Linked DNA regions of Homo sapiens: regions 1, 3, 4 and 5 are each linked to region 2. Evidence: chromatin contacts called from ENCODE Hi-C or POLR2A ChIA-PET data. All regions are on one chromosome and are shown on one strand. The core of a region is the stretch at or near the end of the contact, and the rest is flanking DNA. Distances in the headings are between cores, read along the strand shown.

What was found. A loop is a pair of places that touch in the nucleus more often than their neighbours do. ChIA-PET counts read pairs that join two places held with the same protein, here RNA polymerase II (POLR2A). Pooled maps may share reads with other maps.
Region 1: a loop to region 2 is called in a pooled map, with 4 times the contacts of the local background. The contact joins the enhancer-like site here to the promoter of RAB3GAP1 in region 2. A Hi-C loop is called at or near these places in 2 of 37 single-sample maps with no recorded cell type and 6 of 50 pooled maps.
Region 3: a map with no recorded cell type shows a loop between it and region 2 (3-fold over the local background). The contact joins the promoter of MGAT5 here to the promoter of RAB3GAP1 in region 2. A Hi-C loop is called at or near these places in 2 of 37 single-sample maps with no recorded cell type and 5 of 50 pooled maps. POLR2A ChIA-PET finds 5 or more read pairs at or near these places in 1 of 52 experiments (activated T-cell).
Region 4: a loop to region 2 is called in a pooled map, with 4 times the contacts of the local background. The contact joins the enhancer-like site here to the promoter of RAB3GAP1 in region 2. A Hi-C loop is called at or near these places in 6 of 50 pooled maps. POLR2A ChIA-PET finds 5 or more read pairs at or near these places in 2 of 52 experiments (HCT116 and activated B cell).
Region 5: a map with no recorded cell type shows a loop between it and region 2 (7-fold over the local background). The contact joins the enhancer-like site here to the promoter of RAB3GAP1 in region 2. A Hi-C loop is called at or near these places in 1 of 37 single-sample maps with no recorded cell type and 2 of 50 pooled maps. POLR2A ChIA-PET finds 5 or more read pairs at or near these places in 2 of 52 experiments (PC-9 and activated CD8-positive, alpha-beta memory T cell).

What each region holds. Positions count from the first base shown.
Region 1 is chr2:134,274,178-134,276,909 of GRCh38, forward strand. All of the region lies in intron 2 of MGAT5 (alpha-1,6-mannosylglycoprotein 6-beta-N-acetylglucosaminyltransferase), which reads left to right. Among named protein-coding and RNA genes, the nearest start is that of MGAT5, 21 kb to the left of the region's middle. Within about 2 kb of position 1,279, at least 3 of the 41 ENCODE cell types and tissues checked have a DNase peak (open chromatin) inside an H3K27ac peak, as active enhancers do.
Region 2 is chr2:135,051,034-135,053,757 of GRCh38, forward strand. It overlaps RAB3GAP1 (RAB3 GTPase activating protein catalytic subunit 1), which reads left to right and starts at 1,259. Exons shown (of 24, transcript NM_012233.3): 1 at 1,259-1,292; 2 at 1,397-1,452. The coding sequence starts at 1,275. RefSeq lists an enhancer at 1,832-1,971.
Region 3 is chr2:134,252,801-134,255,500 of GRCh38, forward strand. It overlaps MGAT5 (alpha-1,6-mannosylglycoprotein 6-beta-N-acetylglucosaminyltransferase), which reads left to right and starts at 1,272. Exons shown (of 16, transcript NM_002410.5): 1 at 1,272-1,844. The coding sequence starts at 1,604.
Region 4 is chr2:134,218,164-134,220,863 of GRCh38, forward strand. It overlaps a transcript of MGAT5 not described here. Among named protein-coding and RNA genes, the nearest start is that of MGAT5, 35 kb to the right of the region's middle. RefSeq lists an enhancer at 787-856. Within about 2 kb of position 1,273, at least 11 of the 41 ENCODE cell types and tissues checked have a DNase peak (open chromatin) inside an H3K27ac peak, as active enhancers do.
Region 5 is chr2:134,390,665-134,393,364 of GRCh38, forward strand. The region is part of intron 10 of MGAT5 (alpha-1,6-mannosylglycoprotein 6-beta-N-acetylglucosaminyltransferase); the gene reads left to right. Among named protein-coding and RNA genes, the nearest start is that of MGAT5, 140 kb to the left of the region's middle. RefSeq lists an enhancer at 1,289-1,398. Within about 2 kb of position 1,312, at least 3 of the 41 ENCODE cell types and tissues checked have a DNase peak (open chromatin) inside an H3K27ac peak, as active enhancers do.

The sequences.
Region 1 (2,732 bases), core at 29-2,528, 780 kb before region 2:
GTTCTGCCCATAGTGTCTTGATTGTAGCCTTACCTGTTGAAGATAATTCAGTAAATATTGCTCACATGGATTGGTTTCTATTGGAGGGAACAGCATTTGGTTTCACCACCTGGAAGAGTTTCTTCTTATAGTTCTTCTTCTCAATTTACATTTGTGGTGATTTGCCTAGAAGTCGGACTTGGTATTTCGTTTCCCTAGTTCTCAGACCTTAGCAGACACCGCCTAAGAAGTGGGACTGCCTTTTTTGTTGGTCAGGACTGAACTTCCCATCAATGGTTATGGGATGTGGAGGCTTCATAGGATGTGATAGTTACAATCCTAGATGTGATAGTTACAATCCTAGATTGTGATACTTTAGAGGACAAGAACATTGTGTAGCTCTCTACGGGGTAGTGTATGTATGTGCATGTGTACACATTTATTTATACTCTCAATAAAGAGTTGTCATTCAAGGTCAGCTGAATAACTGGCCAGTGCTGACTGTTCCTTAAAAGCCAAAACCATAATGATAGCATCCAAGTGGTGTTGTGATGACTTAATAATTGCAAGGTCACTTGGGAAGCAGAACCACAAAATCAAAGGTACAGGTATAACTCAAGCGACAGTTTCCTGGTATTTAATCCAAGTTGAACTTACAGCAACCCTGCATTTTTTCCAAAGTGGGGAGCGATATGCAACACTTTCTAGTATTTGGGGTTGAAGTGCAATGTATTTGAATTTGGAAGCTGTTCTTAAAAACAGCAACCATTATTATTATTCTTACCATTTGAAAGTTGAAAATGAAAAATGTCCCTGCTGAGTTCCAGGGCTTGCATTTGGAAGTGCAATTTCCCCCTCTTTGTGCTGCTAATGGACCTTGAAATTTAGTTGTACCTGTGCTCTTTCCTTGTATGTGTACCCATGTCATCAGTTTGTGTTGAAGTAGCACCTGAAGTGTCCCAGCTCCACCCCTGGGCAGTGGCTCAGCAGATGACTTTCCCAGGGTCAGATACTGGTATGTCAGTGAGATCCCAGATGCTACTGAGAGACGGGAGAGAGATGAGATTGCAGGTGGCTTCCTATTAAGTTGAGCAAGAAGCAAATATGTTCTGTCTATCTACCTGTCACTTTCTGTTTTGTTATTTGCAATGGTAACAATAAATATGTGGACCCTTGTCAGAAGCTATTCTTTTGGTATCTTTACAGAAAAATGCTTGTCTTTGTTGGTATGGTTTTCACTTTGTGTGGTCAAGGATATTTTGTTTTTATTTAGAAGAAGAAAGACAGTTCAGAAGTGATGGTGATCTTTGAGGAAGTGAATTTATAGCAGTGATTAACAGCTGTGGGCGATTTTGCCCCCAGGGGACACATGTCAATGTCAGGACACATTTTGGTTTTCACAAATGAAGAGGTGCTATTTCCTTTTTTTTTTTTTTTTTTTTTTTTTGAGACAGTCTCGCTCTGTTGCTCAGGCCAGAATGCAGTGGCACTATCACAGCTCTTTGCAGCCTCGACCTTCCATGTCCCCACCCCCTGCCGCCTCAGCCTTCTGAGTAGCTGGGACTACAGGCAATGTGCCATCATGCCCGGCAAATTCTTTTTTCTTATTTTTTGTAGAGAATGGGGTCTTGCTATGTTGCCCAGGCTGGTTGGGCTCCTAGGCTCAAACGATCCTCCCACCTCAGCCTCCCAAAGTGCTGGGATTACAAGCATGAGCCACTGTGACTGGCCTATTTATTTCTAATAGATGAGGACAAGAGATGCTGCAAAAAGCATCCTACAATATATAAGACACTGCCCATAATAGAAGTATCCAGCCCCAAATGTCAATTGTGGCAGGTTTGTGAAATTCCGATCTATGAGATACTGTTAGAATCTGGTGCCAGCAGATATTTTCACCTATGGTTAGTGCAGAAAGACGCCTGAGACGCTGAAGTTTCCTGATTGCCAGCTGAGACCTAAAGTTCCTTTCCCTTTTCCTAGCAAGGCTGTTCACAAGCCCCCCCACCCCCGCCGCCCGCCAATCTCCACCTCATTTAGCTTTGCCACTGGTCTTGGAGGCCTCCAAGGAAAGAGATTTTAGAAACTCCCAGAAGACTATTTTAGGATCCTGCCCTTAAGGAACTCCTTTCCTGGCCCACAGTGTGCTTTTGGCAATGTACATTTTACTTCTGCTTCTATAGAAGGTAATTATTTCTTCTCGTGAAAGGACCACTAATTCCGGATAACAATGGTACAAAGTAGTCTTAGAGAATGGGTTTAAATTGCAGAATGTTTTAGAAGAAATTCTTTGTTATTTTAAGCAAAGTATATAATTATCAAGATATGAGAGAGTAAATTAAATAAGTTAAAGAAAACAAGACAGGTCCCCAAAGATCTACTTTACATCAGAAAATACCCTTGACAGCATACTTGGAGCAATATTGAAGAAAATGAGACTAGAGAGTTAATTGGGATTTGTGATGCATTTTCAATGTTAAATGAAGGAGTTTCTATTTTGTTCCCTGGGCCGTGGCAGTTGATGAGAGGTTTAAAGTAGGAGGATGAATAGGTGTGAGGTCTGTATTTCCAGAGAATAATTATGGGCCATGTGGAGTGAAATGCATATGAATGGGTGAGAGAGACTGCATTTAATCTTCAGTTAGGAGGAGAATGCCCTGGGTTAGAGATGTTCCTATGGCCCAGGGAGAAAGAATTTGAGACCCACGTTAGGGTGAAGCTGGTGTTATGGGGACACGGACAGACCGTGGGAC
Region 2 (2,724 bases), core at 9-2,508:
ACTTCAGAGACTTCGCCAGCTTGGAATTGTAGTGTCTGCTTTTTTAGAGCACCAGTCTGAAAAAAAAATAGTGAAAAAGCAAGCTGCAGAGTGGGAGAAGGTATTTGCTACATATATAAACAATATAAAGCTCAGATGCAGAATATATATAAATAACTTGAAGGTGTTAAAATAAAGACAAGGCCAGGCACAGTGGCTCACACCTGTAATCCCAGCACTTTGGGAGGCCGAGGGGGGCGGATCACAAGGTCAGGAGATCGGGACCATCCTGGCCAACATGGTGAAACCCCATCTCTACCAAAAATACAAAAATTAGCTGGGTGTTGTGGCGCATGCCTGTAATCCCAGCTACTCGGGAGGCTGAGGCATGAGAATCACTTGAACCCAGGAGGCAGAGATTGCAGTGAGCCGAAATCGCGCCACTGCACTCCAGCCTGGCGACAGAACCGAGGTGGGCAGATCATGAGGTCAGGAGATCGAGACCATCCTGGCTAACACGATGAAACCTCATCTCTACTAAAAATACAAAAAATTAGCCGGGCGTGGTGGCGAGCGCCTGTGGTCCCGGCTACTCGGGAGGCTGAGGCAGGAGAATGGCGTGAACCCGGGAGGCGGAGCTTGCAGTGAGCCAAGATCGTGCCACTGCACTCCAGCCTGGGCGACAGAGCAAGACTCCGTCTCAAAAAAAAAAAAAAAAAAAAAAAAAAAAAAAAAAAAATGAAGCGTTTGTTGAACACCATGTTGCTCTTCCCAGAAACCAGGTAACTAGTATGATTTTATTTCAGGACAATCAACTGAGCAACTTCTTGCAGGGTCAGGGGCAGAGGGTAGAAGTGGTATTACAGCACCTAGTTTATTGCCTTACAATCAATAAATAGAGGGTGAATGAAAAGAAACCCAATAGTTAAAGTGTAAGCTAATTGGTACTAACTACAAATATGGGTTGAATGAAAACAAACCCAACATGCTTTAGGTTTTTTAATACAATCTTATCCACATGAGTTTAGGGTCTTGTCCTATCACCTTGGCTTCTGTTCCCTTTCTGTATTCATCACAGGAAATTTTCAAGTTTTATGAAACCAGCTAGAGCGGAGTTTTATTAACCAGCTGAGGGCGGACTAAAGACTTAACAGACCTGGGCGAAGAAGCAGCACTCCTACTTACTAGGGCAAGACTCATGAACAGGGGGCGGGGGCTCCGGGGGCGGGGACGCGCCCCGTTCTCTTTCGCTCTTCTTCCCGGCAGCCTTAGCGCCAGGCCCGGCGCTCCTCAAGATGGCTGCCGACAGTGAGGTGATTTCTTTGCTCCCTACTTAATCCTTGTCACTATCTAAATTCGTTCCTCATGTCTTCGCCTTGGGGCTTAATTTCTTTTTCTCTCCTTCCCCTTCCCGCAGCCCGAATCCGAGGTATTTGAGATCACGGACTTCACCACTGCCTCGGAATGGGAAAGGTGAGTGAATCGCATTTTTGGTTACCAGCTCCCATGGGCCCTGGCGTCCCCTAGCCGCTTCCCTGACCCCAGACACACCACAAGTGACGCCACTTGTGCGGGAACGGTAATACCGTGGGTCCCGGGTCTCCTCCCCCAGTCTTCTTTGGTCAACCGCAAGCCTCTTCCGCGTCTCGCGTCTGGCAACACCCGGCCCGCCCCCGTCAGCCAATCCCTGAGGCTCAGGCTCTCAGAAAGTTTTGTTTTCTCTCCTGTCAGACCGCTTCCCTTAGACTTTGGTTTTCTGGTTGTTACCCACTCGCAAGAAAAATTTCCGAGGCTGCAACAACCGTTCCGGTTTTCATTACCGTTTAACTCATTATCGTAAGCAGTAAACTTGGTAGGTTGTGCCGCACCTCATCCCGTGTACGTTGGTATACCCTTTTCAGGAGGAAGTCTTTCTTCAGAGTATTGGTAGTTGTCCATCTGTCACACTCCCACCATCTCCATGCTGTCTTTAATTTTTTATTTTTATTTATTTTTGGAGACAGAGTCTCAGTCTGTCCGCCCAGGCCGGAGTGCAGTGGCGAGGTCATAGCTTACTGCGGCCTCGAACTCCTAGGCTCAAGTGAAGCTCCCGCTTTAGCCTCGGGAGGAGCTGGGACCACAGGCACGCGCTATTACGCCCAACTAATTTTTTAAAGATCTCGCTGTGTTGCCCAGGCTAGTCTTGAACTCCTGGGCTCAAGCCTGGGCCGCCCAAAGTGCTGAGATTACAGGCGTGAGCCTCCGCCCATCCTGTCTTTTAGAATAACCTTTTTAAAAAGTCTGCATATGGTTTTGGAATGCTTTGATTTAAGTTGTTACATTAAAGTGGGTACTGTGCCCAGGCTTCCTGTGCCTGTCAAATTCAGATGAACAGCTGTCTGGGTGAAACTGTTCTATTACTGAAATTAGTTGAAAGCCAAGTTTGTGGAGGAGTGATAGCTTAGATCGAGAAGGTTTCTGTTAAGTGTCACAGAAACCCTTCAGTTTCCTGGGTGTTGAAGTCAGTGTTTACGCTGTTACAGCATTTTATAATCTTTCTGGTTGGGAGAGGAAATTTGTGGATGTCGTGTCATTAGGTGGCACAGGAAAATATAAAAGGTCCTTGTTGGAATAATAGTTAGACCTGTGGTACCCTTCATAAAAGTGTCAGTAAGACATAACCACACTGGCAAGACTTCATTGAGTAGGTACTGGGTGTCCAGAGCTATATACAAAGGGAAAAGCAGAAACTTGACCCATATATTT
Region 3 (2,700 bases), core at 22-2,521, 800 kb before region 2:
ACAAACAGGCTGTTGGGGGAGTGAGGATGATGTAGGGAAGGTGGGGCATGGTTTAATAACCCCTGGGCCATGCCTAGATGATCAGTCCTCTGCCACATAGCTGGCTGACCTTTGCCAAGTTAATCACCTTTTACCTTTATTTTCTCATGTTTCTAATAAAACAGAGACGATAATATTCATACTTCTTACCATATAGAACTTCTGAGGATTCAGTGAGCAAAGCCACAAAAGATGGTATGTCACAATATCTGGGATATAGCTAGAATTTATAATTTATTTTTACTCTGTTGATAGGCAATGGGAAAACAGTAAGAGGCAGACCAACAGTGATCCAGGGCTCTGAAAGCTAATTGCTTCAAGATCCTGCTACCATTTTCTTTTGGGCCGCTTGCAAAGAAGAATCCTTTGACTGAAGCATGTATGTACACTCTGAAGTACAGCCTGGGTTAGTCTCTTATAAGGGATCGGATCATTGCTCAGCCTCTCCCTTGAGTGGCACTTAGAAAATGGCGCTATTCGTAAGCTGACTGGTATTGGGCCCAGGACTCTGGCTGAAGGGGTGGGCATGCTGGTAACCATTTGCAACCTATGCTCAGGTCCTACTTGTTGGGAAGCCCTGATTGAGAAGAGTGGCCTGGTCTGTGCTGGCATTAGATAGGATCTGGCTGCATTAATATTGAAACTACTCTGCCTTTTAATGTCTCATTTTGCCTCATGGTGGGAGTGAAAGTGAGAACCACAGAAAATCTGCCTGCCAGGTGTTCCACATTTCTTGTGCTACAGCATGCAAGTGAGCAGTGAGGTGTACCTTTTCCTCATGTAGCTGGGAAAGCAATACCCCTGCTTGTACCTCTGGCATATCTTCTCTGTGCTGGTGCACCTAGAGAGGTTGCCTGGTGGCCCTGAGAGAGCCATCTCATCACTAAACACTGATGGTGAAAGCTGGCCATGCTCAAATAAGATGTAGCAATCTACCTCTTCTTTGTCTAGTTACCCCCAAGGGGGCATCCACTTTCTTGCTCACCTCACCAGTTGCATGTTCTAGTCCTTGCCAGAAGCACATAATAATGACTTTGTAAGCTTAAGTTACAGGCACACAAAAGGGCCTGATGGTGATATGACTCCACCCTCCCCGTTTTTGCTGACATTCCGCCAAATATCCTTCTGTCTCCTCCCCACCTTGCAAAACAAACTTCCTGTTTTGAATTTGGTCCAGGCTGGAACAGCCCCACTACACCTGTTAACACACGCAGACGCACACTTCCCCCTTCATAATTGCTTAGCTTCTTGTTGCCTAGCCAGATTTCCCCTCAGCTTACAGTTCCTGAATCATAAGATATTGAACCAGCAAATTTAAGAGTTGACATTTTACTTAGAGGTATTCAAGTGAAAACATGGCTTCTGGTTTATTTTGCTGTATTGTGCCATGACCACTTGGCTAATTCTTCTCCTCCTTCACAGCAGAATGGAAGTGAGGAAAGGCAACCAGCTGACACAGGAGCCAGAGTGAGACCAGCAGACTCTCACACTCAACCTACACCATGAATTTGTGTCTATCTTCTACGCGTTAAGAGCCAAGGACAGGTGAAGTTGCCAGAGAGCAATGGCTCTCTTCACTCCGTGGAAGTTGTCCTCTCAGAAGCTGGGCTTTTTCCTGGTGACTTTTGGCTTCATTTGGGGTATGATGCTTCTGCACTTTACCATCCAGCAGCGAACTCAGCCTGAAAGCAGCTCCATGCTGCGCGAGCAGATCCTGGACCTCAGCAAAAGGTACATCAAGGCACTGGCAGAAGAAAACAGGAATGTGGTGGATGGGCCATACGCTGGAGTCATGACAGCTTATGGTAAGCACTGTTTCTGGGACCTCTCCATTAAAGTGTGCCTTGGCCTTGAAATGGCCCTAGAAGCTCCCAGATATGGTCTTGTCATGGACTGAATGTCCTTTGCCACTGCCTTCATAAGCAGTGAATTGCACACAGAGAGGCATCTTTAGGAAATTAAAGCAATGCCATTTTGGGGGTTCTGAGCTGGTGTATGCAGACACACTTTCCCCTGGAGTCAGTGGGTTAGTATAGTTAGGGCTCTATTGGTTGTGTTTGCAGCTAGCTCCTTCTCCCTGAACACATTTCAGGAACCATGTGATCTCATGTGGGAGTGAGTTCAGGGAATGCTGAAAAATATTCTCATCTTTCCCTAAACAAAACTTAATTAAGGCTGGTGGGGGTGAGGTGAAGAGGATGGGGAGGAATGTTCTATGGAAGCCAGTAAACTTAGAGCCAATTGTGTTCCTCCCTCCAGCCAATAAATATGACACTGGCACTTGCATGCTGGTGAGTTTTAACCTTTGGCTTCTTGAGGTTATGTTGCTCTTCTTCTTGCCCTTGTCTCTAACTGCCCTCACTTTGAAAGGAATCTTTGTGTACTTGTTGCTTTTTCTTTAAAGAATTTTTTTCAGAATTCTTTTTGAAATCAGAAAGAGTAAAAAAATACACATATGGGATGTAACTTATTTTTCTTTTATGTTTAATATAGAAAAAGTTGGAAGCTGTAGACAAGCAAAAAAAGAAAAAAATTACACATAAGTCTACTACTCCAGGCAATAACCACAATTAACATTTCAGTGTGTATTTTTCTGATACTTTGCATACACACACAAATATATATATACATATATATACATATATACATATATATACACAT
Region 4 (2,700 bases), core at 23-2,522, 830 kb before region 2:
AATACTTTGTGCAAATGCCCCCACAGCAGATCTTGATGTATCTCGACTTGTTGCAACACCATGTTTAAGAACTGTGGTTCTCAGTCTGACACAGAACAAAGACTCATAACCCCAGCCTCCTAGGAACTTCACTATCATAAATTAGGCTGTTCATTAATTCAACGTATCAGTTAACTGTTACCACATGACACCCTGTCCCAAAACTTAATGGCTTAAAACAGTAAGCCTTCATTGGTGTTCACTAGTCTGTGGGTGAGTTGGGTCGTTCTTTTAGTCTTAGCTGGGTTCACTACTGATGCAGGGGGCAGGGTGAGGGGTCAGGCTGCTGGTCTCAGCTGGGCTTTCTTATGTATTTGAGGGGTAGGCTGGCTGGATCTGGTCTAGGATGGGTTCCACGGGGCTCCCTTCCACATGGTCTGCCGTCCTGTGGCAGGCTAGCCCAGGCCATCTGCTTGGTTCTAAGAAGGAAGTAGAAGCATGCAGTACCTTTGGAGGCCCAGGTTGGGACCTGGTGTACTGTGACTTCTGCATTTTATCAGCCAAAGCAAGGTGCAAGACTAGCCCAGATTCAAAGGGTAAGGATATAGACTTGTTGATGGGAGTTGCTGTTGAGTCTTATTGCAAGGGGAATGGGATACAGGGAGACTCTTAATTGGGACTATTCATTCGATTAGCCTGCCACATCCTTTCTTTTATTCATTGATTCTGTTATACTTCACGTGGTTCCTTAAGCAATGCTTCATTCTGTTGTTCCATTCTTTACTAATTAAAACTTCTTAAAGGCTGTGTATCATTTACTGTCCATAGTCTCTGGGAAAGCCACAGAGATGAGTAAGATCCCAGTCCTACTTTGCAGAAGTTGATAAGCAAAGGGCCAGGGGAGATGGACATGTCAGTGGCCAGTAATTAGAGAATTTGAGGAAGCCCAGGGAGGTGTGAGTGCGGTGGAGTGGGCTGGGAACCCAGAGGAAGTAGCAGCGAGCCACCTGTCGGGGTGCAGCGGCTTCATCAAGGAGGAGCTCAGTCACCCAGGAGCAGGAAATGGCTGAGCGAGAAAGCAAGAAGAGAGCACATGTGGCAGGTGCAGAGGGGCCCAAGGTGGGCAACAAGGCTTGTGTAGCTGCTTCTGCAGTGCACAGTTTACTGTAGGGGTGGGAGTGGCAGGAGACAAGGCTGGAAAAGCCCACCTGGGCCAGGTGGGAAAACCTGCTGTGAGAGCTAAGGGGCTCAGATGTTTTTGATGGCTAAGAAGGAAGTTAACAGGATTCTTCTCTCTCCCATGCCGGTGACTCATCTACTTTAACGAACAGACAGTTCAATTATTGCACCCTAATGCTTTTTCCTCACCAGAATGAGGAAGCCGGGATAGTATAGTTGTGTGAATTCCAAACTGTCCTGAGGTGCCCCGGAGTGCCACAGCAAAGTCACAAGGCTGGCATGGGATATTTTAAAACTTTGAGGAAACACAGAGAGACATCTGTCAGGCACCACTTAACCATCACTACTAAGTTGTTGGGACCTAACTACTCAGTAAATGGAGCTTTTATGAGTTCTTTTAGGAGATCCTGAAAAAATTACGGAATCACAAAAACACAGTAAAGTGGGAGTGTTTGAATTTGGGAACTTCTGGTGAAGTTGTTAGGAGTATTGGTTTCAAATCTTGTTCCTGCCTCCTGTCCCTTGAGCGAGAGAGTTACTTTCTTGAACTTTCTTGACCTGTTTCCTCTGTGAAGTGGAGATGGCACTACTCCCTTACTTGGTTGAGTTATTGAGAGGAACAACTGAATTCATAGGAGTAAAGGAATTTAAATGGAGCTTGGCACAGCATAAATACTAATATTAGCATTATTAAGTAATGCCACAGTACCTGGGCTGTTGCAAGTTCATTATCTTGTGAAGGCAGCAAATGCATGACATACGTACCCCTGTTCTTGGAAGGAGGACCAGCAGAGTAGTTGAGGAGGCTCAGAATGGTAAGTAGGACTTTATATTCTGCATGAAATTACAGTGTAATAGTGTTGCATAGCTGTATGCTCTTCGATGGAAAACTAGTTCTTCGCCAGCCTCTCATTTCAGGAGACTGCATTTCCAAATGCAGCTCTAGTTTCAGAGTAGTGTCCTTGGGCACATTCACTCCGTTTTTCTTTCCCATGTATCCCCCACCCCGACCAAATGAAATGACCTGTCTCTGCCATAAATGGCTCAGATAAAAGGCACACAAGATGGTGTCTCTGCCTTGTTTCCTGCACTAATGGAAAGGAGCAGGATGGCCCAATAATAGTTGTTGGGGTTGGTGGGGGGATGTCTCCCGCCAGTGCCAGGAAATCTGCTCCACACACCAGGAAGGCTTCAGTCTGTAATTAAGAGCTGATTTGTGATGGCTTAGCCAGCCCATTGTGCCCCATCTACATTTGGTCTCCTCTCTGTTTTCCTTAAGAGGGCCTCAGATTACACTGGGTTAGATTTTCTGTCCTTAGTGCGTATGTGTATGTGTATGCACGCTGCTGCTGTTTTTTGCTTTCTGTAGCAGGGATCAGCCTTCTCCCCTCCTCACCCTCCTCTTTCCTTTGCTCTAGTCTGTGTGCTCGCTCTTGTCCAGGGAACTTCCTTTTTTATCTTCACGTATGTTACTGACTCCTCACTCTGACTTATAGCAGGCAGTTAGCTGTGGCCTCATTGCTCATTCTGATGGTGTTCTTT
Region 5 (2,700 bases), core at 62-2,561, 660 kb before region 2:
GGAGGAGTCTGTCTTAACAAACACAGATTTATGTCACATGATATGTATTCTGTCTGAAAACACTTCCCCCTAACCCTCCCGCCCCCAAATCTAAGTGAAATATAATGGTCACTGATTTTTGGTAAAAATAGTTGCTGCAGAGTTCCTTTAACATAGCAAGTTATTTGGGCCTAGGTCTCCACTGAAGTGGGCCATTTCCAACCTCTCTGTATGGTTTCTTTTACTGGATAAACGTCTCTTCTTTAGCATCTTTTATGCCATCTCTCAGACTTTTGCCTCTCTTTGTCTTGTTTCAGACCCTAAAGGTCTTCGTTTCTTGGACTCCTATTTCTTTTAGCATGTGTCAATTGAGCAACTTCAGATGCTGTTGATCTAGAATATCTGATCAGGTCCTTGCCCCACTGAAGCTTGGAATCAAGTAAGAGGAGGGGACATATTGAACTCTCAAGCAGTGTTTAACCAGGTGGGAGACAGCAATAAGCAGAGGATTAGGGCTCCATTGGCTGGGGATGGGGATTGAGTGCTGAGAGAGTTGAGGAGGTAGGTGGTGCCGTTAGTGATCTGCTTGAGGAAACCATCCAAAAGAGGCTACCACTTGGAGCTCTTCAAAAGGGGTCTTACCTGGGGTGGTGAATGGCAGGATGGCACTTCTAAGCAGGAGAGAGTGTCTTGAACAAAGACTGGAAACTACAGTTAGTTAGCCTTGGCTGAGTGTTTGGGCTGCTGTGATAAAGTACCATAGACTAGGTGACTTATAAATAGCAGAAATTTATTTCTCACAGTTCTGGAGGCTGAAAGTCTGAGATCAGGGTGCCACTATGGTTGGGTTCTGGTGAGGGCCCTCTTCTGGGTTACAGACAGCCAATGTCTTATCCTTACCTGGTGGAAAGAGTGACCTAGATCTCTGGTCTCTTCTTAAAAGGGCACTATTCCTATCCATGAGGACTTCACCCTTGTGACCTCTTTACTTCCCACAGGCCTCACCTCCTAGTACCATCACAGGGGGGATAAGGATTTCAATAGCGGGGATATGAATTTTGGGGGACACAGACAATTAGTCTGTAACAATCCTGGACGTGGGATGGACAAGAAAGACTTGGCTAGAATAGAACCACAAGGTTGAGAAGTCATGAGAAGAATCCTTTGTAGTTTGAGTCACTTAACCACATTATCTCATGTGATCCTTTGGGCCTCTCCAGGAGGGAGGGTGGTTATTACCTGAAGAGTCCAGGTGCAGGTGGGTGAAACCACTTCCCAAGGGCACATAGCCAGCAAAGGGCAATGTCAAAGTTTGAAATCCTGGTTTCCTGGCTCTGGGTCCTTCTCCCTTTTTCTTATAGACACACCTCTCTATAGGGTGTGTCGTGTTGGCATTGGTAACAGGGCAGAGCTTCAGCACTCAGAAGCTGCCTGAGAAATGGGGAGGAGGACGTAGAAAGTGAGAGATTTTCTGAAACCATTGATGAGTATGAGACCTCAGCTTTGCTTTACCAGTGTATTTTAATTGTTCCTGTTTTCAAACTGCTGCTTGCAAATTAGACACTTCAGCTGCTTTTCCTTTCAAATATGTTTATTTGCAGCATTTTAGATTGGAAGGTACTCTAATTAGAGTGATCACTTTTATTTTGCTATCTTCATGTTTTTAAGAAATCAGGAATGAGGTGAATAAATTTCAAGAGGCATGTGATTTATTTTGAGGAGAGAGATGGAGAGGATATTTTTAGCTTCTGTCTTAAAAATCAGCTCTTCATTTAAAGCCTGGTGGTCAGCTGTCCTTTAAAGGGACCTTACGCTGCTATACCTGAATCAGAATCTCAATCTGTACACCTCAAACACAAAGAGATCGTGCCTGGAATTTAGAAGTTTGTTCTTAGCTTGGTGGGAGCAGGGGAAGGAAGGAGCCCAAGAGAGTCTTGTGTTTTAAGTGGCCTGGTTTGTCACGTGTCAAGTCCCCGCCTACAACAACAGCATGTTGACACTCGGTATTCTGAGGGGAGAGATTATGTGCATTATTACCAGTGGACACATCCATCATCATGAAGCCATGGGTATTAATGCATATGGCATGGGGCTGAGTGCCTCAGCAAGGAAATTTAGCAAGCACAGCCCTACAACTAGAGCTTAAAATTAGAAATGCACCTTAGTGATGTGGCATAGTGGAAACCAGCCTATGCTGTCCCACCCAGAAGGGGGCACCCCTGGGTCAGTGGACCCAGCATCTAGGACAGAAAGCCCTTGGTGAGGGATGGGTCTGCCCCACACCACACGAAGGCATTGCATCCTCTGAGGTCCATGGTGTCCCCAATCTCAGCCATAACTAAGTGCTGGGTAGAGCTCTTTCAGATGCATGAGCCTTGGGGACAGCGAGTTTGTGAAAGAATGTGCCTTCACATAATAATTTAAAAATCTCATTTGTTTCCGTGAATACCCACGTGAGATAATAGGGCAGGTTTAATATTCCTTCATTTTACAGATAAGAAAACTGAACTTTGGGAACTTGCCGAAGTCCCATAAGAAGTTAGTCAGAGAACTGGAATAAAAACACAGATTACTTCATTCTTGACCCCAAACTGCCTGCTAAATTTTACACAAATATGGATAGGGCCCCAGAAAAGGCCAGATTACCTCAGATCAGTGTGGGAGGGCTGGCCTGCCTGTGTAAAGGCTATTTACAGACAGAGACCAATTCTCCCCTGTCTC